Linked DNA regions of Mus musculus: region 2 is linked to region 1. The links are chromatin loops, found by intact Hi-C in ENCODE. Cell type or tissue: left cerebral cortex. All regions are shown on one strand.

Region 1 (8,000 bases):
TCTGAGCTGCCCAGAGCTCTGTGTGACAGAGGGATGGTATGGCTTCAGGCTCCACAGGTCAATAGAAACAGAATGAAGAGACTTTAGCACAAAAGAGAATAGTCATTCTGCAGCCTGCAAGCTGGGGTCCCTTAACATTAGGACCTGGGATCCCTTGACATAAAGGGGATTTAGAAAGCCTGGGTGTTGGCCTTGAACTTTGACAGGCTCTGTAAGTATGACTGTTTTCTTCTCTGTTGCAAAGGATAACAAAAGAATGGGCTTATTAAAGAAAAAAACCAAGTAAATATATCATTTCTCAACCCCATGGTTGCCCCATGTGAGCCAGAGTGAGAGATTTACCTGGGGATGTTCACAAAGAACTGCAATTCCTTGAGGTGTGGATCCCTGGATGCTTCCTAAACTTAAAGGGACAGAAGCACTTGATCTCTCCTTCTCTGTGGCCTCTGTGATACCCGTTGTGGGACACTCTCGGATGCCAAGCTGACCTTTCTCATAATCCTCTGCATCCTCCTGGCAGCTGCAGACCTTTCCTTCCCATCCAGGAAATGTAGTCAAAGATAAGTAAGGGCCACATGGTCATGTGTACAATTTCAGCTCCTCTTTTTAGCCAGACCAATGATGGGAGTAGACAGGTAAATATTTATGTCATTCTTTTGCTATCTGTAACATAACTTGTGATATGATTATTTATATTTATTTAACAATTTTTAAGTGATTGATGTAGGCAGTCAGGTTTGGGAATGTCTATGGCTGAATTGATATACATTTATTTATTTATTTAGGATTTTTTTTTTCAAGCCCTGACTGTTCTGGAACTTGCTATGTGGACCAGGCTGGTCTCCAACTCACAGAGATCTACTTGCCTCTGCCTCTCTGGGAATAAAGGCGCTGCCTAGAAAAACTGACATACATGTAGAATTCTCTGTAATGAATGCTATTATATGTAAGCCAGGCAGAGTGGTACATGTCTTTAACTCAAGCACTAGAGACCAGTAGATCTGTGAGTTCAAGGTCAGCCCGGGCCCTATAATAAAAAGACTCTGACTCAATAAACCAGATGTAAATGTAACAAGCAATGAGAGCCTGAAGAGGACTGTCAGCTGCCCTGGGGAAGGAAGGATGAACAGAACTGTCAGTCAGTCGAGGGATCACGTGAGGCGCAAGGACAGGAAGCTGTCCGGGGGACAGCTGGCAGCCTGTGGAGAGGGCACTAGGCAGAGTGGGAGAGGGTAACGGTAGGAGGCCAGAACTCTAGCCCCGCCCCATGCTAATAAACTCAAATTTCATCTCAGGAGCAGAGAATGTGTGGAACTATTTTATGCAGGGGAAGGATGCTCTATATTTCAGGAAAAATATCACTCTGGTTGCAGTGTGGAACTTTAATTTATTTATCTATTTTGATTTATTTGTAGGGTTGTTTTATTTTAGGGAAAACTCTCACCTAGACCACACTGGCCTTGACGTCCTGTTCCCACCTCCCAGTGCTGGATTACAGGCCCTAGGTGTATGCCGGGAAACCTGGGCCTTAGAGAGAAATCTAACTTGAACGTAAACCTACAGTCTATAGTGCTAGTCTGAAGATATTTCATCAGGGCAGGGGAGGGACTATGTGAGACCAGGAGGACCAGAGCCGGGATCTCCACACGGAGGTCCCTGAGTGTGGAGTTCCACTATAATCCTGGGAGACAGAAATCAGGGATCCCTGGGGCAAGCCTGCTAACCAGACGGACCAAAGTGGATCCAGGATCCACTCAGGATCTCCAGGATCGATAAAAGACTCCGCCTCAGTAATCGGGACAATGGTTGAAGAAGACACCAAAGGTCAACTTCTGGCCTCTGTCTGCATGCACAGCCAGGCGTCTGTGTACCTACACATGTAAACAAGCAAACTTACACCCACATAACACCTACATCACACCATAAACACACAACGCAAACATGTGTATTCACACTCACAGCATATGCAGCCATGCAAACAGGCACACGCACACTCACACACATACTCACACACACACTCACACATACACTCACACTCTCACACATATACACACTCACTCACACTCACACACACACCCCACATATACACACATGAAGAAAGTTTTCTTTCAAGGAGTCAGTTCAGTCGAAGTCCTTATCAGTTAAGCAGAGGTAACTGTATCCATCGGGCAAAGTAGCAATGCAGATAAAGTTCGTTATGGCCCATAGAGAACCCTGTAGAGAGTCGGGGTCCCAGCAAACACTGAACCCCTTTTGCACAAATCTATCATAGTTAGCAAAGGACAAACGCCCTTGACGCGGTGCAGAATCAAATGTTCTTTTTGTTTGTTTGAGAGATATCATTAAATGAGTTTCTACAAGCTGTAGAGACCAAATTGGGTTTTCCTGTAGTCCTTTAATCATCTTTGTGGTTCTTTGCAGAACTCTTCTCCAGTTTCTCAGAATTCCCTGTCAATTGTGGAGACCACAGCTAGATTAGTCACCGTAGAGAACCCATTATAATTAAATCAACACTGCGTAGCCACTTGGGCGGCTGGCTCAGGCGTGTACACCGGGCAGCCAGTCCCATCGACAAATAGGTTGTGTTCCAGGAGTTCATTAGTACATTGGTTGTTTGGAACACAGAAAATCTTTCCCCATAGAAACAGAGTTATAGGTGGTGGCTTGTTTCCCAGGCCTGCGCACAAAATCTATTTAATACACATGGAGCTGAATCAGGGCCTGGCAAAGAGTGTTCCTCAAATCTTTGACCCGCTTAAACCCCATGGGACACCCAATTCAAAAGGAGCGCCAAGCTCTGGCACCCAAATGTGAGCCCTCTAAGGGAGGCAGAGGAACCCTGTCAACAGCTTCAGACTGCCAATCATTTGCTGCGTGATTTGAAGAACACTTCTTGAAGCTGGGTTGAGTGGTTCACTCCTGTAATCCCTCGATTTTAGGAGTCTGGGACTAGAGGATTACCACAAGTTCAAAGCCTCCCTAGGCTACATGTAGGCCAGAGTGAGTTCCAGCCTCGGTTGGGTTACAAAATGGGATTCTGTCCTAAATTACTAACAAATATTTCTTTGAAATGGACCTTTTTCTGCCATTGTTTTTGGTATTATTTAACCAAGCAATCAAGGCCTTCCTTATGATAAAACAACCAATTATGCTGATTCATTATTCTTAATCTTCACGCTCTTCTTGTAGATGTTTTGTTTTTGTTTGTTTTGTTTTATCTTGGTTTGCAACTGTTTTCCCGTGACTGTGTGCCCCTATCTGGCAGGAGGAAACCCTTGGGGCCTTAGGGCCCCTCAAGGCCGATCTCCTTTCACTGAACAACACTGCCCCCCAGCGGAACACGCTAGCGTGCACACAGCCCCAGCGTCGCCCAGCCCACCGAGCGCATTCTCTGGGGCTAGAAACAAGTTCTGCATTCACGGGCCCAACAAAGAATCTTTGAGTACTTCCAACGACTTGGACCTTGGGAATGAGGAATCAAATTAGACTCGGTGTTCTTGCAGAGTGGCTGGGAAAGGCGAAAAGCAAATCGACACTGAAACCAGCAAGACATGAATATGATCAGATGATTTAAAAAAAAAAAAAAAAAGAAAGAAAGAAAAGAAAAAGATTACATGCAAACAAAGAACAGAGATGGATTAGTCAGCCCAGCCCAGAGGGCTGAGGTTCCTGAAGGAGGTGAGATGCGTTCTGAAACATGAGTTGGAGTCTGGGGTAGAACTGCCAACAGCAAAGGGCCAAAGGGCATTCTATGTAGAGGGAACAGAGATGCAGGAACGTGAAATGCCAAAAATATGTGGAATGTTTCTTCGAGTCATCTGCTTTTTTGGTAGGTCAGCACCACTGCCAGCCAGACGCTGACAAATTAAAATGTTATTTCAGTATAGCTTTAATTTGCTTTTCTCTACAGGGACATTTTTAGATAATGCAGTTTTGGAATATGCATTTGTGTTTTTCCCCCTTGGGCTGCTCAAATTTATCGTTGATTCACTATTGGGTGTGGGTCCTTTGAAGATTGCTAAGTTTCTCCTCTTTCTCTTTCGCTTGCTCTGCTGGGGAAGCCAGAAGAGTCTCACAGCTGCTAAACACTGCAATTTACACAACCTGCCTTACAGCCATAGCTCTGTGTGTGTGTGTTATGTGTATGTGGTGTGTGTATGTGTGTGTGTGTGTGTGTGTGTCTCCCAGGATCTAGCACTGGAGCTTGCTGTGAGGCTCTCTGCTCTGCTTCTCAGGCTCTGGGATTAATGGAACCATCTCACCAGCTTTTTTTTTTCTGTCTGGACCGGAGCTGAGGCCCTTTTGCTTGTGACGTAGCAAACACTATTGACTGAACTAGGCCTCAGGTGTTTTGTTTTTGAAAGCAGCATCTAGACTCTTTCCCCAAACTATTATGATTACTAATGAAAAGTTAGACCCTCATTTAGTTTAAATCTTTGGCGTGTCAGGCACCTGGCAGCATGCTATGACTGCACCTCAGCTTGCTAGGAGGTCTATTGAAGGCCCTCTGGATGAAGCTCACAGAACCTGGCTCTTCCAGCTGAAAGAGGCTGCTGCATGCTTCTCCAACCCACAGAAATGAGATCCGTGCAGCAAAGGGTGCCCTTATCTCTCTGAATGAGGTTCTAGAGGAGGCCAAACACCACACTGAGCTAGAGGGTCCTGTGGCCCCACTGTAATCACAATAAAGCCACCACAGGGTGGAGAGGAGGGCAAGCGGGGGGCGCCACAAACCGAAAGGGAGCAAAAGCACACATGGAAACAAACAAGTTTATCGGGGGAGAAACCCAACCAGCCCAAACTATCCACTAGCGGCCTCCGCGCCTCCTGGTCAGGCCCTGCTTCTGTGTCAGGCTCTGCCTCCTAATTCCCTGGAGTTCACTGATAGATGGTGTCACTCCTTCTCTCCTGTCCTCCCGGTGCCAAACACCCGCAGACTTCCTTTATTCTGTCTACACTTTTCCACCCTAAGCTAGCCCTGACTCCTTTTATCCAACCCATTGGTGCCAGAAGCCCCATCCCCTAACCCCTTAATGTTCTCCTCAGATTCTTGCTCTGAAGTATGCTGCCCCCAGCTGCCCCTTCCCTCCCCACTCCTCAGTGCGGTGCCCTAGAACCTGCCCAGCCCCCTTCCTCCACGTTGGTAATTGACCCAGCCCCGTTGTCATTCCCAAACAATCCAGCATTCATCCCAAGGCAGACCTTTCTCCTGCACCACTGTGGGTTGCACCTTGAAGTGATGCTTACGGAGGTCTGAAGGCTGACCCCTGATATCTCCAACATATTAGCATCTAGCTCACTGCCCATCTCTCTGATACCACTACCTTTAGCCCTCGTGGGTGGGTGGGTTGTTTGTTTGTTTGAGACTGGATCTTTCTGTTTTACCTCTGGCTGGCCTAGAACTAGCTCTGTCGACCAGGCTCATGGAACCTCTATCTTCCAAATGCCTAGATTAAAGGTGCTGCTATCATGTCTGGCTATCCCTGCTGCCTTAGATGCACAGTGATGGTCTTTTCCATTTTCAAGGCCCTTAAAAGAGCCTTGAATGCCCCTTGACTGCCAGAAAGCACTTCTCCGTTTCCTCAGCCATGCGCCCCAGTGGTCGTTCTCCAGACTTCCCAGGCTCAGGGCTAGGTACCGACTCTTTGAGCTACACCTCTGGGCTTCAGACACACATCCACTTATGCTGTCCATTTGGGACACTTTTTACTAATTTTATACATATTTTCAAAGAACCAATTTGGGGTTTTAAACACTATTTTTTAACTTTATGTTTCTGTGTATTTATTTGAAAATCTTTGTCTTTAATTATAGTTTCTTACCCAGTTACACTTAATTAATTACTATTACTAGAAGGCTAAACACACCTCCACATTGCATAAAGCCAATTGTCTTTCCCGGCCTGTTCTCCCTTGTAGTTCTTGCCTGTCCTTTTATTATTCAATTCCCTTGATTAGAAACTGCCCACCTTCTAATTACTCTTTATGTGAGTGCTTGTGTGGGGTGGCGTAGGTACCTAGATAACTGCTCCAATGAGAAGAGCTTTTTTTTTTTTTAATTTAACTTTTTAAAGTCTAATGTAAGTATAAATTGGTACTTGAATCTCTTTTCAGGCAATCCTGAGACCTTAGAATACTTAATTTCCATTTACTTTCTTGTTTGTTTGTTTGTTTTTTCCTGTGCTCCGGTTTATTGTCAACAGTACTCCTTTAGATTTACCCAGAGGGCACCAGTCCATGGCTTCTGTGGACCCTGCATTTCTAGCTCCCTGCCTTTTGTCTATCCAGAAGAAAATCTGTCCAAGGTTTTCACTAGTTTGCACTTCGAGTGATAAAACTACTTCTGCTTTTTAACTAGTTCATTTGTATTCCCTACTTGGTTTTAGTTAGAATGGGATCTTACCGCAGCCTAGGCCAGCCTTGAACGTGCAACCTTCCTGCTCCCCCCACCCTATGAGCATGCAGCACGGGGGGGGCTCACCTTTCCCCTCTAAGTGCATTTTACTCTTTATGGAATGTTTTGTTCATTATTTTTTCAGTACCTTAAAGATCCCATTGCTTTCTGACTTCTATAGCTACCAAAAAAAAAAAAAAAAAAAAAAACCAAACCAACTAACCAAACAACAACAACAAAACCAGAACTCTGGGAACTCAGCGGGATGCGGGATTAGGCACCTGTCCGCACGCCTGATGACCTGAGTTCAGTCGGTGGGACCCACCCAGTAGTAGAAGAGAACAGGCTTCCTGCTAGTTGTCCTTTGACCTCCTGTCACGTGACACTATTCCTGAGGCGATTTGCGCAAACACCTACTTGTCCCAGATAACAATCCATGACTGATCAATCAAAATGCACCTTGGAGTGTGGCTGAGAGGGACTTACAGGAACAGGAGTGACTCAATAGCGGATGCTTTGCACGTCAGCCCTGACAGAGATGGGAGCTCACAAAGGCACGTGAGACTGATTGTGCAGGCTCCGGGCGTTCAAGTCAGAGAGGCTGGACCGGCCTCTTCTGGGCTGCTCAGCTGGTCCGAGACTCTCTCAGACCAGGACTCTCAGAAATCCTTCCTGCTAATGAGCGAGGCCCTAGTGCATCTGGTCAAATTCAGAGTATCTTGGACTCGCTATGCAGAATTTTTAAGATAGGGTTATTTGGTTCTCTGGAGTCCAACTTCTTGAGTTCTTTATATATATTGGATATTGGCCCTTTATCGCATGTGAGATTCGTATAGATGTTTTCCCAATCTGTTGGTGGCCTTCTTGTCTTATTGACAGTGTCCTTGGCCTTACAGAAGCTTTACAATTTCATGAGGTCCCATTTGTCAATTCTTGATCTTACAGCATAGGCCGTTGGTGTTCTGTTCAGGAATGTTTTCCTTGTGCCCATGTGTTCGAGGCTCTTCCCCACTTTATCCTCTATAAGTTTCAGTGTCTCTGGTTTTATGTAGAGGTCCTTGAACCACTTGGATTTGAGCTTTGTACAAGGAGATAAGAATGGGTTGATTTGCAGTTTTTCTACATGCTGACCACCAGTTGAGCCAGCACCATTTGTTAAAAATGCTGTCTTTTTTTCCATTGGATGGTTTTAGTTCCTTTGTCAAAGATCAAGGGACCATAGGTGTGTGGGTTCATTTCTGGATCTTCAATTCAATTCCACTGATTTCCTGCCTGTCTCTGTACCAATATCATGCAGGGTTTTTTTTTTTTTGCTGTTTGTTTGTTTGTTTGTTTGTTTTGTTTTGTTTTGTTTTATCACTATTGCTCTGTAATACAGCTTGAGGTCAGGGATGGTGATTCCTCCAGAAGTTCTTTTATAGTTGAGAATAATTTTTGCTATCCTGGGTTTTTTGTTATTCCAAATGAATGTATGAATTGCTCTTTCTAACTCTATGAAGAATTGATTTGGAATATTGATGGGGATTGCATTGAATTTGTAGATTGCTTTTGGAAAGATAGCCATTTTTACTATCTTAATCCTGCCAATCCATGAGCATGGGAGATCT
Region 2 (8,000 bases), 160 kb before region 1:
CTGCACTTTACAGCTTTGCCAGGTAGGATACTTTAAGAGGCTTCAGAGGGTGGTATGCCATGGCACCCCTTCTTGCTTCTCTAGTCTAAATCAAAAAGTAGGAAACAATCAAAACAAAAACAAAAGAAAGAAAGAAGCGCATAAACACTGAGTGCCTCCTTTCTTTCCACTTAGAAGACATGGAGGCAAAGGAGCGTGTGATAGAAAAGGGGAAAAAGAACTCAACATTGTGTTTTCCATTCCATGGCTTTTCTTCATTCAAAAATCAGTATCATGGGGCTGGAGAGATGGCTCAGTGGTTAAGAGCACTGACTGCTCTTCCAGAGGTCCTGAGTTCAATTCTCAGAAACTACTTGGTGGCTCACAGCCATCCATAATGAGATCTGATGTCCTCTTCTGGGGTGTCTGAAGACAGCTATAGTGTACTTACATATAATAAATAAATCTTAAAAAATAAACAAATTAAAAAGCTAATAGGGCTTAAACATTGGTTTTATCATATTAACAACTAAAAATAGTTAAACTTTTAAATATAATTTCAACCACAACACAACAATGACCAAGATATCAAAGACACCCATGCATACCAGAAAATTAGTCTTCTATTAAAAATGCTTTAAAGGGCCACTCTTCATGCTTTTTCTTTCTAACAATATACGGACTGCCTTTGTATTCAATACGACAAAAACAATTTTTCCTAGAGATCTAAGCTGTCAAAGTATGGGTCAAATAGCAACCTACTGTGGCCTGAAACAGCTAAGGCACTGAGTCCTTAACTTCTACATGTAAAATAGAAACGTAATCAGAGATCATGGATTCCATGGAGACTGGAAAGCTTTAATAAGACGCATCTATTGAGAGGTAAGGGGAGAACCATTAACCCTTTATGCAATCCTAGGACCCTCCATCTTTTATATGTATTTTCAGTAAGATGTCTCTCATGCTGAAAGTCATCTAAATTATATTTAATCGATGAGGGGTTAAAAATATTTTTAAAAATATTAAGTCCTCAAAAGCATTAAACTCACATGAATGATTGTTGAGCTGTCCTGAAACCTGGGCCTCAGCACCCTGACATCTAAAGTCAAAGAAATCCTCTCTTTTAAGAGGGAAATTCCCAGGAGGAAGAAGGTTCAGCTCCAGCAAGAGAGCACACAATGGAATCGCCGCCGCTGACAATGCACATCTTTTTCTAGATGCCTCCATATGCTTGCGAGGTTTTTCCCCTCACCAGGCATTAGGCGACTTGCTATTCTCTGCCACCAAGAATCTAAGAACGCTTTGAAGGATCCTTATGGAGAATGAAGTGAAATAATGGGTTGCTTTTAAGAATTCAGGAAAGAGAAAGGGCCTGCATCAGAGTGGCCTCCCAAATTAACCAGCAGTGGGAGTCTCTGAATGTTGCTGGGTTCTGAACATTAATTTACAATACTCCCTACTTCTGTCAGTTGAAATAAGTGCTTATCTTTCACTTGACTCATTTATCACCAAAATAACACTTCAAAAGCTACAGAAAAACGTAATTTACACCAGGTGGTGGTGGCACACAGCTTTAATCCCAGCACTTGGGAGGCAGAGGCAGGCGGATTTCTGAGTTCGAGGCCAGCCTGGTCTACAAAGTGAGTTCCAGGACAGCCAGGGCTATACACAGAAACCCTGTCTCGAAGGAAAAAAAAAAAAAGCAATTTACTTCTACAAGAACGTCTAAAATTACACAGGTTGGGAATCTACACTATAGATTTGAAAGTCACATATTACACACTACTCTTTCCTTACATTAGTCTCTCGCAAGTCCTTTCTTAATAATCCAATAGTAATAAAAGCTGGAGAACCCAGTGTGGTTCGTGCCCATTAGATATTTTTTTAAATCCCAAAATTAAATTCATGGGTGACAGATTCCAAAAATGAATGGATTTTAAGTTTAACATTTCTCATCCTTTGAACTCCCAAAGATTCCAATTGGGAAAAGGAATGTGTTGCTGCCCTCCGGTTGGACTAACCTCACCAACAAAGAACAGAGCATGTACACACACAAAAAGCACTGCAGCAGCAGCGGCGGTCTTTTTAACAGACCGCAATTCCCGCTGAGCAACCAGGGATCCTCAAGGGAACCGCCCCCGCCCCCCTTTCCTAAAACTCAGGAGTCAAGAAAGTCAGTTCACTGGACCCAAACAACCAAAGATAGCTCTTGACCTCTTACACATCAGAGAAGTAGCCACATACTGTACAATTCATCCGTGTTTAAGGAAACTAAAAATAAATAAATAAATAAATAAATAAATAGATAAAATGTTTTACGAATCTTTTGTAAGGGAGTAATATGGAAAGCTATACTGCTATACTTTATTCCTTTTGTTTTCTGCCAACAAATATTCTTTAGCTGCTTTTGCTAAGTACCCACGCTTGGTATCTTAGTGGCGCTTTGGTTCAAAACTTCATTTTGTTTACCCAAGAACAAGACAAAAAAATATGCACAGCATAACCAGTAACTTTGTTAAAATGTCACACCCAGACCAAGCACGAAACTTTCAAGGAGACTTGGGAAATTGGTGTTGGTCTGATTAAACAAGATCCCAGTGAGGCCAATTCCAAACAAGAATGCTTTAGCACTCCTAAAAATCACCTCACAAGAGGCCACCCCGCGCCTTTACTCTCAGGGTGCCCTTTCAATTCACCATCGTCCGGGTGCTGGACAGAAGCCCAGTGAAACTAACGCAGACCTTCAAAGATCTCACCTGGTGCTGAGATCCAGAACGCGGTCACTATCAACATATGCCATTTTAAAACCGGGCCTCGCAGTTACTGCCACATCCTGAAGTGGCTTTAGACTTTGTCATGTCTAAAACAACGCCTCTCGCAGCACCAGAGAAAAGCAATATCTTCGCGCACCTATGCAGGTCTCCCCGGGTCACAGATTCTGTGAGTGACACTATTCCACAAACCCAGGTGCGGGTGACCAAGGGACGCGCCAGAGTGGAGGGCTCGCGGCGTCTCCAAGGCTCCCCCGCCCCGCCTGCAACTCAGCCCTAACTGGACGGAAGAAACCCCGCCTCCTTCCTGCCTCTGGCTCCCACCATTGGCTTACCGGTACCCGGCAGGTCAGTTCCTGCCTTCCATTGGCTCACTGCCCCATCAGTCAGGCACAGCCAGATTCGGGTCGGTGGGAGGGGAAGGAGTCGGAGGAGGTGGAGTGGGAGTGGGATTAGAGGACGAGGTGGCGGAGGAGGGTGCTCGAGCTCAGGCTCGGGTTTGGGAAAGTTTCCCCTGCCAGTGACAGGCCCTCTAGGCTTGAGGCCCAACGTCACTCCCGGAGAGTAAGGGGCTCGGGTCCCCGATTCCCGCCCCTCAGTCCGCAGGCCCCGGAAGCCACTTGGGGGAGGGGAAAGGGAGGGACCATGGAAGCAGGGACCGAGCCACCCCCGAGCGCGGCCGCGGCGCCTCCAGGACTCCCCCAGGGGCGGGGTGCGGGCACTCCAGCCCGCGGCGCCGACCCTGGACGCCTCCCCGGGAGCCTCCAGGGGCCCGGAGAGGAGGGTCCCCGGCCCAGGGCGTGACCGGGGCGCGAGGGCCGCCAGGACCCCTCCCGCTTCCCGCGGGGGGCCCCCGAGGGCCTGTCCCTGCAGGGGCCGCAGAAGGGGTACGGAAGAGGGGGCGCTGGCGAGCCAACCCGGAACCTCCTGGCCCGCAGCCCGCCTCCCGCCCCCGGCCGCGGCCCCAGCGCGCCTCCGGCACACATGCCCGCACCCAGAAAGTTAAGTCAGGGGCGAGCCCGGCGCGGCGCCGCCACCGCCGCCGCCGCCCGACCCCGGCTCCCCGCCCCCACCGCGGCCCGGCCTGCGCGGCCCGAGCGCTACCGCCCCGAAGCCACCCAAGCCCGAGGCCCCCCAGACGCCCGAGCCCCCGCCGCCGCCCCTGCCGGCCGCGTCACCTTCACACACCCCCGGCACTTCCCAGGTCCTGCCTCCCCTCGGCCGGCTCCCACCCGTGCAGCAGTGGCCGCACGCCTCCCGGGAAGAAAGCACCGGCCGCGACTGCGCCCGCCGGCCCGGGCTTCCCCCGCCTGCCCGGGCTGCGCCGCGCAGCCTCGAGGGGGCCGGAGCAGGGGCCCGCGGCACAACCGCCGCTTCCCAGCCTGGTGCTCACCTCTCGGCCGGCGCCGCGGGCTGCAGCCTCCACCCGCCTCGCGCTCCAGGGCTCGTCTCCCGAGCTCTCTCGCCCGGCGCCCGAGCGCCTCCTTTCTCTCCCGGGGACTCGGCGTCTTCCCGCCCTCCCCCCTCCCCCCGGGAGCCGAGTCCCCGGCTCGGCCGCGCCTCGAGGATGGGCGTCGCGGGCTCCGCACGCCTGGGCAGCGGTGCCCGCACACAACAACAGCCTGCCCGGCCGGCCGGCGCGCGGCTCCGCCGGGCTGCGCGCACCAAGGGCAGCGGCCCGGGTGGGAATGCGGCGCCCCCCGCCCGCCGCCCGTGAGCCCCCAGGGGAGGCGCGCTTACCAATGTGGCCGTCACGCCGTCAGGTGCGGGCTGCCGTCGGCGCTGACCTCCGCCGCCGCCGCGGGAGCCCAGGCTGCGGCCGCCATGTTCCCGTGTTAATAACTGCTGCCTGGTTGTTTATTTCAATGGAGATCCTCCCCCAGCTCCCTCCTCCTCCTCCCCCTCCTCCTCCGCGGCTCTGCACTTGCGGAGAGAGACACAGACCGCGCGAGCTCGCGAGCAGGGGAGGGGGCTCGGGCACGGGGCTGGCCCGCCCTCCGCCTCCCCGCCGCCTCCGAGCGAACGCTGTCACCGCTCAGGGGACCGGGCGGAAACTTGCGTCCCGCGCCCCCGAGCGTGGGCCCGGGAACACCGGGGCTACCCCACCCGCGGGGTCCTCAGCATCTCCCTGGCTGGCGAGACTTCAGAGCTCGGGGAGTTGGACAAGATGGGTGGCTGTGGTCTAGGGACCGTGACCTATGGGTGACTGGAAGTGAAGGGAGAGTCAACAGAGGACTCCATGCGAGGGCAAAGGGCAATGCCCAAAAGAAAGCTAAAAAGGGGGACTGGCCCGGGCCTGGGGGTGGAGGCCAAGGGACTGCCGCGCCTCCGACGGCAGGGACGCTGCGGCGAGAAGGTCGCGGAAAACCTAGTCCCAGAGGTGCCTCCCGCGCGCGCTCAGGCAGGGCCCGGTAGCCGGCAGCCTGCACCCCTCGGGCGCACCTCTGCACCCAGACGCTGTTCCGGGGCGCACTCCTTGGCCACCATGTCCCCTCGGTTTTTTCGTGGATACGCCTCCCCAATTGCTGTCCCTGAGGTCTCTGGAGGGGATAGAGGGGCGTGACCGCGGGAGGCGAACTTACCGGGGTACCACCCCGGGATTGCCTGACAAAGCAAAGGCTGCTCAGTATTTAGAAAGACCGAGGGGAGTGTTCTCCGCACGCAGTGAGACAACAAAAGTTTTGTTTTGTTTTTTAATTGGGGAATCCATTATCAAATCCTCAATGGAGTATTGGGATTAAGGAGACGTGGAGGAGTTTTCACGTTTAAATGTTGTTTGGTTTTTAACTGGAAAAGCAACTTCTTTTCCATTTAGATATAATTAGTTGAAAGAAATGAGCAACATTTGTTTGCTTAACGGAAGTTATCAAAATATGACAGGAACACGTTTCCTTATTTTAACTCTTATGAAAGGTCACTTGCCATAGACAATAAGTGTTTATTGAACTGTAACGACTTGGCACTGCATTAAGTGATTCACACACACTCCAAATTTTAATCCTCAAACCTTACGAAGTAATTGCTATTTTTATACCTCATAAAACATTGAAACCTAAAGAAGTAATTTTTGTAGAGTTACACAGTAAGCAAGGTGGGCAAGATTTGAGCCCAGGTCCATTAATTGCAAAACATGCTTTTTGATCGTATTTTTTTTTTAGCTCCAGTTTATTATGACAAAGAAAAAGAAAAGTATATGCCTACTTGGCTATAGCTAGAAAATATTTAGAAAGCTGTAACAAATGTTAACATTGGTGAGTGGAATCGGAAGGAGGTCTGCAATAGGCTACTTCACGTTTTTCAGGGAAGTGTCTGCTGTTTGGAATGATTGGTTTTGACCACCTGTTAGTAAATTTTAAGGATTTTTTTTTTAATTAGCTAGAATAAATTATGTTCCCCGAAGACTCAAAAGCCTTCAGCAGCTTAGGGACAGAACAAGGAGATACAGAGTGTCCCTCTGATCTGTCCTCCTCCACTCTTAACCCATAATATTTTTGCAGGGAGGTTGGGTTCCTCGCAGGAATGTCCCCATTGCCACTTAGATTTCTTCTCCTGTCCTAAATTCTTAAGAGTTAAGAAAGACTCTTGTTGCTTTCTATTCCAACTCTTGAGGGGAGAGGCAGCTATCCAGAGTCCATCAGTGCTCAGTGGCAACAGAATTAACATGAAAAAACTACCTGTGCTGAACGTGCAGACAAACACATCCCTGCTTCCATGCTGTGTTACTCAGTGCACCTTCTTACTGAATGCTCAAGACACACGACTGTCTCTAAACAATAAAACAAACCAAACAGCTCTTACAGTAGCGTAAAGAACTCCATGCCCAGCTGCCTCACTCCAGCGGGACCTGGAAGAATCATGTCACTTTGGAGTACTGAAATAGTGTCAAGACGTCACACCCATGTTATAACTGTGGTATTTATTTATTTTGCTTTTATATGTTTAACTTTGTATTCTTAGAACCAGCCGTATTATCAATACATCATCTTTGAGCTGCCTTGAGTAACAATCTCTCCTGTATGTATCAAGACTCATACTGAACAATGATTTCCGGGTTGCAGAAAACTATTTTTGTATTTGCCTATTAAGTCCTGTGCCAGTTCAACAACACGTAAGTATTACTGTGTTCTGTTTGTACAGAGCGTGTGGCCTTGTTTGTGCATTTGCCCTTCTCATTCTCCAGACTAAGCTCCTAGGGCCCAAGACCCTCCCACCTCAGCCAATGTAATACCCTCTAGTGACCCTTGAAATCACATAGAGTACCAAGTTCCTAACATGTTTTTTCTTTACCTGGATACCAATGATAAAGTTTATATATTAAGCAGAGTGAGAGGTTGTAACTAATACTACAAAACAATGAAAGCTATACTATAATCAGTGTTACACAAATATCTGTAGGCTTTCCCACGCACATCTCTCTGTACTTGAATTGTTTTGCTTGAAGGGAACACTTTATAGATTTTCTTGGTAGCCAAAAAGCACAGATAGTAAGCAGAGACTACACAAAGGGGTGGATTTGGTACAAAGTGGGACTGAAGAAGACATTGTAAAATTACATGACATAGTGGCAAGCAATGTAAAAGTTGTGAGTTATCTATGAAATTTTTCACTTACTATTCTCAAATTGTAGTTGAGCATGGACCAGTGAAGCTACAGAAAGAAAAGGGACAACTGTATCTGGCGAGGCCTCGTGGCCTTTCATACCTCTTTTGCCAGGGTCCAAATCATCAAACATTGCTTTTATTTACATAAGTACACTGCAGCTGTCTCAGACACCAGAAGAGGGCATCAGATCTCATTACGGATGGTTGTGAGCCACCATGTGGCTGCTGGGAATTGAACTTAGGACCTCTGTAAGAGCAGTCAGTGCTCTTAACCATTGAGCCATCTCTTCAGCTCCCCTTTTATTAAAAATTTTATTTATTTTATTTACATGAGTACACTATAAAACATTCTTATAAAAAAGGCTTTCCCTGTTTTGAAGTATCAATTCCTGAGACCTCAGAATCAACTTGATATGATGGCTCATATTTCTAATTGCAGCACTGGGGAGGTAGAGGCACGGGATGAGTTCAAAGCCATCCTTGGCTACATAGCAAGTTCACCACCCAGCACACATATGGCAGCTCCTAACTGCCTATAACTCCAATTCAAAGGGTTCCAACCCTCATACAGACATACATGCAGGCAAAGCACCAATGCAGGTAAAATTAAGTATTTTTAAAACTGAGTAGTAGGGGGCTGGTGAGATGG

Evidence for each region. Peaks named below come from ENCODE experiments on the same cell type or tissue, not always from the same donor. Only the 100,000 strongest peaks of a DNase experiment are listed, where the experiment ranks them.
Region 2: it touches region 1 in a loop (2.2-fold over the local background); 5 of 42 quality-filtered maps call a loop at or near these places.

The regions. Positions count from the first base shown.
Region 1 is chr1:13,528,362-13,536,361 of GRCm38, forward strand. No RefSeq gene overlaps it. Among named protein-coding and RNA genes, the nearest start is that of Tram1, 58 kb to the right of the region's middle. In left cerebral cortex, a CTCF peak has its summit at 3,358; a DNase peak (open chromatin) is centred at 3,376.
Region 2 is chr1:13,369,448-13,377,447 of GRCm38, forward strand. Ncoa2 (nuclear receptor coactivator 2) reads right to left here and starts at 4,636. Exons shown (of 23, transcript NM_008678.3): 1 at 4,491-4,636. It also overlaps the pseudogene Gm51852. In left cerebral cortex, CTCF peaks have their summits at 3,612, 5,118 and 7,531 (motif pointing right); DNase peaks (open chromatin) are centred at 1,212, 3,110, 3,663, 3,966 and 1 more place; H3K4me3 peaks cover 3,591 bases; H3K27ac peaks cover 2,477 bases.